Regions from separate parts of the Homo sapiens genome. Here region 1 is linked to region 2. Evidence: read pairs that join two places in POLR2A ChIA-PET (ENCODE). Cell type or tissue: Panc1. All regions are shown on one strand. Each heading gives the region's core, and the rest is flanking DNA. Links, peaks and the distances in the headings are about the cores only.

Region 1 (7,149 bases), core at 1,205-5,204, 190 kb after region 2:
TGGCAAGGAAGGGTGTCTTGGCAGTGACAGGATGCAACGCTGTCAAGGACATATTTAGGAAAAGCAGCTCCTTCTCCAGAGCTCATCCCTCCTCCTGGGCGTGTCCACTGATGTGCAGATGCTGACGGCCCCTGTGTTTCCTCAGCTCTGAGCCAATAGAGGAGGAAAGTAAGCATGGGGGAAAACAGGCCTGCATGTAACACCCATGATGTCTTCTAAAATTTGGTGATAAAAACAAGAGACAAGAAATTTTTGGCCAGGCGCAGTGGCTCACACCTGTAATCCCAGCACTTTGGGTTTTTTTGGTTTTTGTTTTTTGTTTCGAGACGGGAGTTTTGCTCTTGTTGCCCAGGCTGGAGTGCAGATGCAGTCTTGGCTCACTGCAAGCTTCGCCTCCCAGGTTCAAGTGATTCTCCTGCCTCAGGCTCCCAAGTAGCTGCGATTACAGGCACATGCCACCATGCCCAACTAATTTTTGTATTTTTAGTAGAGAAGGGGTTTCACCATGTTGGTCAGGCTGGTCTCAAACTCCTGACCTCAGGTAATCCGCACACCTCAGCCTCCCAAAGTGATGAGATTACAGGCATGAGCCACCACACCCGGCCTAATCCCAGCACTTTGGGAGGCTGAGATGGGAGGATCGCTTGAGCCCAGGAGTTGGAGACCACCCTGGGCAACACAGTGAGACCCCCATCTCTATTAAAGAAGGGTGGGGGGATTCCTTCATTAATTTCCTCAGAAGTTAACCTGGAACTTTGCTTGAAAGGGAAAAGAGGCGTGTTCAGACATCTGGATTGATGCCATTTGTGAATCTGACTTTCATGAAATTCCTTAAGTAACTCCACCCCACATAAAACAAATACAGACTGGGCATGGTGGCTACCCGCCCTAATCCCGCACTTCGGGAGGTTGAGACAGGCAGATCACTTGAGGTCAGGACTTTGAGACCAGTCTGGCCAACATGGTGAAATCCCATCTTTACTAAAAATACAAAATTAGCCAAGCATGGTGGCACACACCTGTAGTCCCAGCTACTCAGGAGGCTGAGGCAAGAGAATTATCTGAACCTGGGAGGCAGAGGTTTCAGTGAGCAGAGATTGTGCCACTGCACTCCAGCCTGGGCAATAGAGTAAGACTCCGTCTCAAAAAAAGAAAAAAAAAAAAACTGCTGTGGAAAATCAAATCAGTGACGTGAATGAAGGAAAAAGTTATTCTGCAGACACAGCTGGGGCCAGGCCTGCCAGGATTTTACACAGTTGTGTTTGATTAAGTCCTCCTCAACCACCTACAATAATGGATAGGATTGTGATAGATAGGAGGATATTCGTGTTTATTGATGGGAGAATTTGAAACATAATCAAGATAGGGGCTAGTTTTTGTCATGTGAGGAGAAGTGTGCCAGGCATTAGGGAGGTTCCTTGGGTTACCTCTGGGACTCAGAAATGAAAGGGGACTATTCCTAGTTTTATTACTAGGGCTGTTATTAAGGATGAAAATTGATTAATAGGTTTGTCACAGAGACATGTGAGTAGAGAGTGGCCATTGCCCCTGGCCTCCGGGCCCTGGCTGTGATTACACCTTTGCTCCATGTTCTCCTCTTGGGCCTCCTCTCTCCCTTAGAGAGAAAGGCTGCCTGGAGAGCCCCTTTCCCCAGGTTTACACTGCTGAACCCCTCTTCTAAAGGCACGTGCGGAAACCCCTTCCCTGTCACTTGCTGTACAGTCTGGGAGACAGTGTGGGCTGATACATCAGGTACAGGGCCTGTGTCGCCAGCATTGCTGGAGGTGCTGGGGTTTGGTGTGGGCTCTTCAATTTAGGGTCTTCACATTCTTCTCTTTTTCTTGCAGAGGAGGGTGTGGAAGTATTATATTATAAAACAAAACTAGTCCAGGCATCATTAACAACTTTCATGATCTTTAGTTTTCTTCCAAATCCTGCAAATGGTGATTATACTCTGAGAGAAAAACTGGGTCCCGTGACTATATCATTTGGGGAGGGAGGGAAGGCATGGAGGAAAGAGAGAGAAAGAGAATGTGAATGCACAGCTTTGAGAGGGACTGTTTGTGCTTTAATAATTGCCTTCACTTGGATAAGGCTAAATACCTGCTGGCTTTGCGTTTTCTCCTTGGAAAATCATGCTGTGAGAAGCCACCCAACATGTTGTACCTAGATTTTAATGTCGTCATTTCTCCTCCTTCACTTCTATCCACTTCTCACCCACTGAAACCTGGCATCATCTCCACCACCCCCTGCAGCCGCTCTCTCCAATGCCACCAGCCTTTGCTTACCTGGCATTCTGTAAATTCTGAACAACTGGCTACCTGCCCTCTTGCAGCACTCTCCCCCTATGGCTGCCGGCCGTGTTCTCCGGGTTTCCCTTCTACCTTCCTGGCAGTCCCTTTGCCGCTTCCATAACAGCCTCCCATTCCTGTTTCCAGCTGCTAATTGTTGATGGCCCTTGGGCACCTACCCTGGACTGTCTTCTCTGTCCTCACAGCCTCCTGGATGGTCTCTCCCCTTCGTCACCATCCTCCCGCTCCTGATGTCCAAATCTATAGCCCAGGACTTGCTGAGGTACAGCCAGTTACCTCCTCAAACTCCACTCAAAGGTCCCAAAGCCCTGAACCCCAGTGTATCCAAGACCAGACTCGCATCTTCAGCACTGCTTGGCTCCCTAAGTAGATGATCCCTTCAGCCCCCAGTTTCACAAGGTGGAAACTGGAGTAATGTTTCTTTCTTGTTCCCCTCATCTGTTCATTCATCAGGCCCTACCAGCTGCTCACCTGTGTAGAATTAGCCCAGTGCCATTTGCCTGCACAGGCCACCTTCATCTCTTACCTGGACCCGTCCTGGGTCTCTCTACCTCCAGCATTGCCACCCCCACCCCATCCCCATCCATTCTCAACACCATGGCCATATTTTTATTAGTTACTTTCTGTGCCCCCGGGCCTCTGCCACATCACTGCCCTAAATTATTTGTGACTACTCCTTGCCAGACTCCTTGATGTGGCTTGACAGACCCTCTGAGCAGGGCCAGCCCCACCTGTTTCTGCAGAATAATCCTTGAGTTCCTACCTCCTACCTTCAGTCCTGCCTCCCCATGTCCATGGTCAGCATGCAGTCCCTGAGCAGGCCATGCTCACTCTGTCCCCTTGTTCCTTTGCTCTTGCCGTTCCTGCCACCCTACCTGGAATGCTCCTGTCCTCCCCTCTGCTGTGTAGGCCTGAAGGTGTGAGCTGATGGGCTACTCCTCAGGAAGCCTCCCAGCTTTGTGCAGTGCCCTTCCAGCAGGCACATGGCGCCATGTGTTTGCCTCCTGAGAGTGCCCATCACGCGGCTGATGCACTTACCTGGTTCCTCCATTAGACTCAGATGTCTAGGGGCAGAGGCTGCTTTTGCTCATCAGTGTGTCCCTAGCACCCAGGAGTGCCTCGTGCATACTGCATAACCTTAGATATTTTATCCATACAGTGAATGAATGGATCCATCATATAGCATTCATTGTCTGTTACATATTGCTGTGTCTCATGGACTATACTATGTCATTTAATAAACGCAGTGGGAACTCAAAGTGCCAGAATCCTCAGAGAAAGGGAGCCAGGGTGAATCCTGACTCTAGCATCCTTTAGGTTATAATCTATTCTGGAAGCATAAGTGTCTCTATAGTTGAGGGTTTATCCTTTAAGTGCTTTTGAAGCATCCATAGAGTTATCCCATATCTGTCTTTTTGGGGGCCATCGAGGCTTATGTGGTCCGTGTCCCATGCCGTCCTGGACTGCAGGGGTGCCCTCTGGCTTCTGTCACCTCAGTGCTGCTGCTTGTCTTCTGTGCTGTCAGTGTCTGCCTGGCACTTTCCCCATCACCCTCTCTAATCCCATTGTAGATCTTAACTGCACGCATTCTAGGTCTTTCTAAGTGTTGCTCATCCTGACTTCAGAACTTGCCCTTCAAGCTGTCATTTATCTAAATAAATCATTGCTATCAGCTGCTTTTGTGTGATTTGCCACTCTTCTCAAAGTAGGGTACAGAAAAAGAAATTATAGTTCATTGCAGTTTTCATCTGCTTGGGGCTGTGCTGTTCTCAGAGGATGAGGACCAAGCTCCAGGCCACTAACAGACACAACCTCTTAGGCCCGGATCTACTGGTCCATGTTGGAACCCAGGAGAGTCTCAGGAAGACACCTCTCTCTTCCTCGGGCATACGCTGAAGCAGCTTCCTAACCCCTGCGGGCCCTTGTGGAGGGCAGGAACTGTGTGTTCATCTTGTCCCCCAGACACACGGCAGTTTCTGAAATATAGGAGGTATTCAGTATAAGTTTGCAGAATCAGCAGAAGAAAGGCGGGGAGGAAGAGGCAGAATTGAAAATATGAGATACCAGATTCCCTTCCAGGGCAAAAAGTTAGATGGTGTCAAGTGGAGGATTTAGTACGTGGGCTTATTGCTGCTTCATATGTCTGAAATTTCCTCCCAGGGAGTATCTGATATGCTAGAAGAATCTGATATCATAAATACTGAAATAAATACCATAAACTGGAAGGGTTTCCAATAAGGTTAGAAATAAAATCAGGACAGTTATATAACAGGAAGCACCTCAGAATACCCTTAAGGACTGCAACTCTCAGGAGGACAAAACAGCTTTCTGAAGAAATCCAAAGTTATGAACAGCTCTAGCAGTAGCTTCTTAATATTAATATGCACTGCCCTCATTTTGAAACACTTAACTGTGTAGATCTGAGTGTCTTATCATCTTCTCTCCCTCTGCCCCTAAAGCTATTCCATTTATGTTGCTGGTTTTTTTTTTTTTTTGGTTTTGTTTTGTTTTGTTTTTGTTTTTGTTTTGAGATGGAGTCTCACTCTGTCACCTAGGCTGGAGTTCAGTGGCACAATCTTGGTTCACTGCAACCTCCGCCTCCCAGGTTCAAGCGATTCTCCTGTCTCAGCCTCCCGAGTAGCTGGGACTGCAGGCGCCCACCACCAGGCCCAGCTAATTTTTTGTATTTGTAGAAGAGACGGGGTTTCACTGTGTTAGCCAGGATGGTCTTGATCTCCTGACCTTGTGATCCACCCGCCTCGGCCTCCTGAAGTGCTGGGATTACAGACGTGATACTGCACCAGCCCTTGCTGGGTTTTAGTAGTATAAGAATGTCTCTGGTTTGTTTGTTTTTGCCCCTCCCCCTACTCCTAATGCATAATACTATTTGGTATTGGTTTTAGAGCAGAAAATAAATGGGTTTTTATCTCATATGCCGATTTCAGTAGATTGGTTGTGGCTCACTGGAGTGTTGAGAAGAATTTGGAAGCTGAATCTAAGTTCAGTGGGGGAGAGTTCTGTGGAGGCTGGGGGGTTGGAGGGTAGCACTGTGCATGCCAGGCCTGTGCCAGGTGTGTTCTAGAGGACAGTAACTCATGAGAGCAGGACATGGCATCCTTCAGGTTTTGACTTAAATCAGAGTCAGTTGAAGTTATTTTAATGTCATTTTCATTTTAGAGCCTGAAATTGTTGGTTTTCAAATCTTGTTCTGCTGTGGCTTGAATGTAATATCTTAGTGAATAGTAGGGAGAAAAATAGAGCTGAATATTTTAACAGTGTTGAGATCTTTTCTTTAAGCTGTTGCCATTTGATACCTGATACTAAATTGGACTTCATGACCATAAAAGGGGCAGGAATGGGAGACTATCTGAAAAGTCCCTCCAGTGTAAATATTTATCATGGTTATTTCAGAGGCAGATTAGGCTTCTGAAATTTGAGCTACAACTGGATAGTCCTAACTTAGCATATAAGTTGCTGTCCAGATTGGTAACCTGGAATCTAGATTTGCACAGTGGGAATCAGAATGTGCTGAGGAGTGGCCAATGGCCTTGACCTGCCACCAGGCATATTTCATGAATGACAGTCAGTTACATAATTCACGTAGTACCTTTCAACAAGGGAGGATCCACCCAGTCATCTTGTTTGAGGCATTCTTTTCAGAAGGAGAAACCGAGGCATGGCCTTTGCTATTACCCATTCAGGCTGGAATGTATGAGCTATGATAGCAACTTGGCCTGAAGGCCTCCAGGCCTGGTCAGCAAATAAATTCCTTGAGCGCTTTCCATGTGCCAGTTGTAGACACCACAAATGTAATTATGAGCAAGAATGTCTCAGCCCCCAGCCTCAAGGAGCTTCCACGCTTGTTGGGAGGAGACAGACAAAAGCACCCCGATATACTCATGCTTCAAGGTAGCACAAAGACCACTGAAGAAAATAACATATTGTGATCTGGGATGCTGGTTTAACTCGGGTGTCCAGGGAAGTTTGCTTGGAGGAGATGGCACTCCCAGTTAGACTGGAATGAGGGGATGAGACAGATGGTGTTGGAAAGATCCTGGGGAAGACCCCTCCAAGCCAGAGAAACAACAAACGCAAACCTGCCTAAGAGATGGAACAAAAGCCAACGGGGTTGGAGCAGAGAGAACGCCCACACTCCTGTCCATGAGCCTGGATGTTTGCTAATTTGTTGTTTGTTTTGTTTTTTGGTGGGTTTTTTGTTTTTTGTTTGTTTGTTTGTTTTTTAAGACAGAGTCTCGCTCTGTCACCCAGGCTGGAGTGCCTGGTGTCATCTCAGCTCACTGCAACCTCTGCTTTCCAGGCTTAAGCGATTCTCCCACCTCAGCCTCCTGAGTAGCTGGGATTACAGGCGCCCGCCACCATGCCTGGGCTAATTTTTGTATTTTTAGTAGAGACAGGGTTTCACCATGTTGGCCAGGCTGGTCTCGAAGTCCTGACCTCAAATGATCTACCTGCCTTGTTCTCCCAAAGTGCTGGAATTACAGGTGTGAGCCACTGTGCCCGGCCTGATTTGTTGTTGGTGTTGGTGGTTTCTTATAAGCCTTGAAAACTTTCATTGCACTTCTTGAAGCTGCTTTTAAATTAGCCATTGTATTTGGTGAGACAGTGTTTGCTTAGTTGTACAAAGGGTATGAAGAATTCTATAAATTAAGGTGAACTTAAAAATTGCCTAATTCTGACCAGATGTGGTGGCTCACACCTGTAATTCTAGTACTGTGGGAAGCTGAGGGAGGCGAATCGCTTGAGCTCAGGAGTTTGAGACCAGCCTGGGCACCATGATGAAATCCCATCTCTACTAAAAATACAAAAATTAGCCTGG
Region 2 (7,149 bases), core at 1,788-5,787:
GGATGTGCTGGAGCTGGAGTCAGGGAGGCCAGTGAAGAGCCTTTGCCATAGTCCAGGGCAGTGATGGGAGGGCCTGGATTAGGGTGCTAGCAGTGGAGATGGAAAACATGTTTTGAGATTGAGTCAATAGGAATCCTGAAATGCTTAGGTGTAAGGAGTGAGGGAAGGTTAGTGGGTAGAGAATGGTGCCATGGTGCCACATGGGATGGCCTGGAGAAGTGTGTGTAGGGAGGGTGGGAAAATCAATACTTCAGTTTGGACAAGTTAAATTGGATATGCCTAATGGATATCAAGGTGGAAAAGTGAGTAGATAGACATGAATTTGAGCTGAGCTGGAGATACAAATGTGAAAGTCACTGTCAAACTGATGGTATTTAAAGGTATAGATTGGCTGGGCACAATGGTTCACGCCTGTAATGCCAGCCTTTGGGAGGCCAAAGTTGGCAGACCACCCAAGGTCAGGAGTTCGAGACCAGCCTGGCCAACATGGCAAAACCCCGTCTCTACTAAAATTACAAAAAAAAAATTAGCTGGGCATTGTGGTGGGCACCTGTAGTCCTAGCTACTTGGGAGGCTGAGGCAGGAGAATCACTTGAACCTGGGAAGTGGAGGTTGCAGTGAGTCGAGATCACACCACTGCACTCCAGCCTGGGTGACAGAGCAAGACTCTGTCTCAGAAAAAAAAAAAAGAAAAGGCGTAGATTGAATGAGATTATCCAAGAAAGCATGTAGATAAATGACAGCTCAGGAACTGAGCCCTGAAGAGGAAATAAACCTTTAGGAACTCAAATAGAAGACGATTGAGCAAATGGGATGGAGAAGGAGGATCTAGTGAAGGAGCAGGGAGACCACGCAGTGGAGTCAGGGACATTTCAAGGAAAGGGCAGTGTTGACTATCACTGAGAGGTCGCAGAGGAGGACCTTTCAGTAGCAAATGGATTTGCCAACCATCGGTGATCTTGGCAGGAGCTGATTTGGGGACAAGTGGGAACAGAAACCCAAATGGACTGGGCTGAGGAGAGAATGGAAAGGAGAAATGAGGACTAACTATAGTCAATTCTTTCAAGAAATTATGCTGTGAAGGGGAGCTGAGAACTTGGGGGAAGAAACTAAGGGGGTTTGTGAGCAGCAAGAACAAGTTTATCCAAACATTAGAGATACTAGCTTGCCTGGTGTGCCTGGAATGGTCCAGTGGAAAGGGGCAATTGCAGGAGGGAAGTCCTGAGATGGTGAGGGGTGATGGGCTCCAGGGTGGACACAGCACAGCCAGTCGGAGGGGGCAAGGCACAGAGTGTGGTTCAGCTGCAGGAAGGGGGGCCTACTGGGAGACAGGACATGAGGGAATCCCTGTCTGAGCACTTCTGTGTGCTCTGAGAGGCATGGAGCGAGATTGGCAACGAGATGAGGAGAGGGACACAGGTGGCTTCATGGGAGAAGTAGGGCTTGGTGTGGGGAAATGGGAGGCAGCTGTGCCGGTGACAGAAAGAGACTGGGGTGAGCTTCGAGGAGGTGGCCTGACCAGAGGACAGGCTCCATGCAGAAGGGTACTAGGAAATCAGTGTGAAGATGCAGGGGTCCCAAAATGCAAGCAGAGGCAGGCTGATGCATTTCGAGAAAGGAGGTGATCACTGTTAACTTTGGGCTGGAAACGGCTGGGCACAGGTGAGCTATCAGGGGAATAACAGAGCCAGGCTTCAGAATGAGGAAGAGGAAAGGAGGAGTCACTCCAAAAACATCTACAGGATTAGCAAATTGAAGGGGACCTCTCTTCCACCCCTCATGGCCCCAGAGGCTCAGGCCTAACACCAAGTACACTCCGTCTCCAAATTCAACCCTGCCTCCCTCATAATCTCTGTCTCATTGTCAGCGCCCAGAAGCACCTACCTCTGGCTGTCATCATCCACTCCACTGCCAAGATGGGCTTCCTCCAGCCTGGGAAGTACAGTGAGACCCCATCTCTACAAAAAATAAAAAATTAGCTGGGCATGGTGGTGCTTGACCGTGGTCCCAGCTACTTGAGGGGTGCTGAGGCAGGAGGATCAGTTGAGCCAGGGAGGTTGAGGCTGCAGTGGGCCCTGATCATATCACTGCACTCCAGCCTGGGCCACAGAGGAAGATCTCATCTCAAAAAAAAAAAAAAAAAAAAAAATAGATAGGCTTCCTAAAGTCCAAACCTGGTTCTGACGTGTCTGAGTATGACAATGACTGTCTCATGTGCTTGCTTTTCTCTACCTCCTCACATCTTACAGGATTTCTTAAGAAACATTGGCAGCTCTAAAAACAAAACAGGCTGGGTGTGGTGGCTCACACCTGTAATCCCAGCACTTTGGGAGGCTGAGGCACAAGAATCACTTGAACCCAGGAGGTGGAAGTTGCAGTGAGTTGAGATTGCACCACTGCACTTCAGCCTGGGAGACAGAACAAGACTCTGTCTCAAAAAACAAAAAACAAAACAAAACAAAACAAAACAAAAAAACAGAAACAAAAAACAAAGCAAATGTCTTAAGAAAAACACAACTTTTTTTTTTTTTTTTTTTTCTGTGAGAGGGGGTCTCACTCTGTCACCCAGGCTGGTACTGCAACCTCCACCTTCTGGGCTCAAGTGATCCTCTTACCTCAGCCTCCTGAGAAACTGGGACTACAGACATGCACCACCACACCTTCACTACACCTGGTGAAGTTTCATATTTTTTGCAGAGAAGGGGTTTTGCCATGTTGCCCAGGCTGCTCTTGAACTCCTGGGCTCAAGTAATCCCTCGCCTAGGCCTCCCAAAGTGCTAGGATTACAGGTGTAAGCCATGGCACTCAGAGAGGATTCATTTTCCAATGCAAAAGTTACACTCCCATTGGGAAGGGCTATTTCTTACGCGTGTGGCAAAGACCTGCATTGATCTCTGAAGCCCTGCGTGTGTCCTAACTGAGCTGAAATACATGGAGAGGTTTCCTCTTGAAAACGCACTATACCATACTCCTAGAGCTTTCAGTCTGGCCAACAATTAATACTTATGCAAATGTATTTAGAACTGCTAATCAGGAGGTTATGGTCACTCATTCATTCATTCATTTGTTCACTCAGCAAATGTTTATTGAGCATCTACTAGGTACTGGTTGCTGCTCCAAACACTGAAATGAGTCAGTGGAAATGGGAAAGGCCTTCCTGTTGGTGGGAGAACAATGAATGAAAATCAAACGAACAGGGCAATTACTTATGAGGGAAATAAACAGGGAAATATGATCATCAATCAGAAGATTGTCAGCAAAGGCCTCTATGTGAAGGAGACATTTGAGCTGACAATGGACAGAGCAGGCTGTGCAAACCTCTGGGGGAAGAGCATTTCTGGCAAAGGAAACAGCAACTGCAAATGGCGTGAGGTAGAAAAGGAATGTGTGGGGTAGAACCGACTGGCTGCTGGATGGAGAATGTAGTTTCAAGCACCTATCAGGCTTGGCAGAAGACAGAGAAAAAAAATCCTGCTACTTCCAGTGAAATAATTTAAATGCAGAGATCCCCACTGAAAAAAGAGCTTCCTCTATACTTTCTTTACTAGAAGGCGAGTACCTTGGACACCAACCTCCAGCATCAGCGCAGCTCAGCGGTCAAGGGTGTGTGCTAGAGCAGACCCCTGGGGCAGAAACTCTGACCCTAAAGTCATACTAGCTGAGCAACCTTGAGCCAAGTTGCCTATTCTCTCCAAACCTGTTTCCTTAGCTGTAAAATGGGGATAAGAATAATCCCATCACAGAGGATTGAATGAAATTATCCATGTAAGCATTGTAATCACTTAACAAAATGAGCTAATGTTATAATTATTCCATCCAGAGATGGAAAGGTTCTTTCAGCAATGAACCTATTGCACCCGACTTTGTTAAAATAGTTCAGCATTCTGCTCAACTCCTGAGTCAAATGCATTTTCACATCATCTCCAAATCCTTGAAATAGTTTGAATGTTAGAAGTGAACTTTGTTTCTGTTGTGGTAGATTTTACTTTGTCTTTAACTGGTTTGGAAGGAAAAGAGGATTGGGGTCAGGATTTGGTGGGAAGGGAAGCTAGGAGCGGGCGAGAGAGATGGGACAGATACTTATTGATCCCCAGTGACCAAGAGTACTGGGAACTCAGAAATGACAAACTACTTCCCATGTGGCCTCAGTCCCACCACTGACTAGTAGCACTTCAAAACTTGGAATTTAAAAGACAACGATAAATGACAGTCTGCAAGGACTTTTGACATAAGAACTAATTCTTTGGCAAAGTCTAGATCATCAAAAATGAAGGCAAAACAGGAAACCATCAGCAAATGACCTCTGTGTTTAAACAAGAGAAAATTCTGGCATCCCAGGATTTCCTGTTAAGAAATCAGGCCTTTATCCCAAACTGCAATGAAACTTGAGTGAAATGCACTCCGACAGAGAGTGCCATGTGCACAAACCTCTTCACAGCCATAACCTCCTGATCAGCAGTTCTAAATAAATAGCAGCCCAAGCGCATGTTTCTCAACCTTTTTGTGGATGGATTTGCTCTCACTCCCTCAGTTTTTGTATAAAATCAATCAAATCTCTGGGCTTCAAAAAAACCTTGGCCCTTGTTAAATCTCCCAGGCACAGTTATGTAATGAGATGGAGAAATGTCATTCCTCAGGCTCCCCCTTGCAGAAGAAAATATTATATTTTGGAAGAAGAAATTGTTTAATATCCTCCCTTGGGAAGAAGAGTAAGGCCCCAAGTTCATGGCCAAGTACCAAAGACTGTTGCAGAAGTGAAAAGGACAAGGAGAGGCGTCTGTCACTCCTGAGAGAAACAGGGGAGGAGACAGGGAAGGAGAGGGTAGTGGGAGTGGCTTTCACTCTATCGCCCCTTGCTAGTCACTAAAGTGGCTAATCTCAGGCCATGCTTGGTGCAACTGAGTTTCTAATTTTGTAGGGTTGAAACTGGTGAAGGGACTGAACTTTGCACTGGTGTGATGTGAGTGAAACTAAGAGGAAGGACTTACTGCGACTGGAGGGGCAGAAGGCCTTGCTGGAGCCTGCATTATAATTACCTGCAGCCACATCTGCCATCCCATTAGCACTTCCAAAAGCCACATGAGGCCCTCCTCAAGAGTCTGAGCTGCAGAGAGACATTTAAATAGGCTTGACCACCTGGAGCCAGTCACCAGATTATCATCCAAGACCAGCAAGCAGGGCTGCCTCCATTCTTGTGAGCCTGGGCCAATCAGAGCTCTTTCTGCTTTGAGTCAAGACTTCCTCCAGATACATTTAAAGTGAGCTCCCAGTTCACCGCAGAGCCATATAGAACATGCTGTTTGGGTTCGAATCAGGGCTGGAGTGTTTAATTCCTTTAGATATACATACCAACTTTATTCCAAGGGCATCAAAGAGCCCATTAAACATTCATTATCTGTGCCCTCTCAAAACACCAGCTCAAGGCTTATCCCACCATTGCATTCCCTGGTGACCACAACCTAGTCCCAGTTACTGTGATTGGTGAGCACTTGGAATCCTGGTTTGGCCACTTTCTAGTTGAGTAGCCTTTGATGAGTTACTTGACCACTGTATACCTATATTAATTTTCTCAACTGGAAAATGAGTATAATATGTATTACCACTTTGGATTGATTAATTAAATATGGTAATATGCAAAAAGTGTCCAGAAAATGTAACATAGAGTTGTCCTTAAGGAATGACAAGTTTTCTTGTTTGTTTTCTTTTTTCTGCTATTTCCAAAAGAAATCCCAGGTAAGTTTTTTTTAAATCTGAAGAATCTCAAACGATGAATTTTATTATGTAATTATTATGTAATTAAATTAGCTGATATCCATCTACTATTCGCAAAACAAACAAATTTGATAAAGTATGAATTCACCAATGAACTATTTAAAGGTTTGTTTATTTAACTAAAACTTATTTTTGCTCTAAGGATTCTTCTTTGTAACTCCAAAATTGCCTATAACCAATTTCATTCAGATCTTTCTAAACCATCACTTGTGGTTCGAATCAGGGCTGGAGCATGAGGGGGTCATGCTCCCAGGTAGAAGCAAGCACCTATCTACCTACTGCTCTCAGGGAAGCCTGAACCCAGGAAGCAAATTATATGCAGGTGTTTCAGGCTGAGATGTGAAGTATGCTGTTTATAATGTCAAAGTCTATTTTCCTGGGCTCAGGAAGATCTTACAGAGATTATTGTGGTGTAAACTGTATCTGGCTGGAATAGATGAGAGAGTCAGTAGGAGAGTCCTGGAGTTGGATAAGAAGGAGCTGGAGAAGTAGCTTCCAGTTCAGGGAAGGTAAGAACCAATGCAATATGGCAGCAGGATAGAGCTAAGTAAGACAGCCAGCAGGGAGCCCCTTGTGGCTGGATGTGGCTGACAGTCTGTAGGGGCACTGGGTGGAATCTAACAGTCAAGCGTTTCAGTTTTCCTCTTCTGCATTGTAATTCTCTTACATCACCCTAAGGCTTCAATAAAGTTGGTTAAACACAACTGTCTTGTGCTAATTATGATTTGAGAGAATAAAGGAAGGAACTCAGCCTACACTTAGGGATGAAGCTGACCTGGAAGAGGGGTCCCACACAGAGAAGCCTAGAGCATCAGGGCCGGGCACAGTGGCTTATGCCTGTAATCCTAGCACTTTGGGAGGCTGCGGTGGGAGGATAACTTGAGGCCAGGAGTTCGAGACCAGCCTGGCCAACACAGTAATATGCCGTCTCTATTAAAAATACAAAAGTTAGCCGGGCGTGGTGGTACACGCCTATAATCCCAGCTACTCCAGCCTGGGTGACAGAGCGAGACCCTGCCAAAAAAGAAAAGAAAAAGAAAAAAAGAAACAAAAGCCTAGGTAGGGGAGAAGCCTGGGGCCACTCACAGAGAGAAGGGACAAGCAAACCCCAATCTCAGACTTCCCATTTTTTCTTTAGGCTTTTCAGCCCCTCTCCCCATCAGTCGTGTCTTCTCCATCTCCCTTCTAATTTTATACTCTCTTTTATTCTCTCCTAGAATGAAGGCACTAAACACTAGACCTGAAACAACTTTGACAATATCTCAAAGCAAACTCTGGGCCCCTGTCCTCCCTCTCTGTTCATTCGTTGTGCTATTTGGAGCTGAACCAGTCCACGAGTCTACGCTGATTTTGCAAGCGTAAATAGTTGTGGTTCAA

What was found. ChIA-PET counts read pairs that join two places held together with the same protein. Peaks named below come from ENCODE experiments on the same cell type or tissue, not always from the same donor. Only the 100,000 strongest peaks of a DNase experiment are listed, where the experiment ranks them.
Region 1: POLR2A ChIA-PET joins it to region 2 with 5 read pairs; 5 of 35 experiments call an interaction of 5 or more read pairs at or near these places.

The regions. Positions count from the first base shown.
Region 1 is chr7:36,227,383-36,234,531 of GRCh38, forward strand. The region is part of intron 2 of EEPD1 (endonuclease/exonuclease/phosphatase family domain containing 1); the gene reads left to right. Among named protein-coding and RNA genes, the nearest start is that of EEPD1, 78 kb to the left of the region's middle. In Panc1, for the core only: no CTCF peak of the experiment used is centred there; no DNase peak of the experiment used is centred there; H3K27ac peaks cover 412 bases.
Region 2 is chr7:36,041,115-36,048,263 of GRCh38, forward strand. No RefSeq gene overlaps it. Among named protein-coding and RNA genes, the nearest start is that of EEPD1, 110 kb to the right of the region's middle. In Panc1, for the core only: no CTCF peak of the experiment used is centred there; no DNase peak of the experiment used is centred there; H3K27ac peaks cover 554 bases.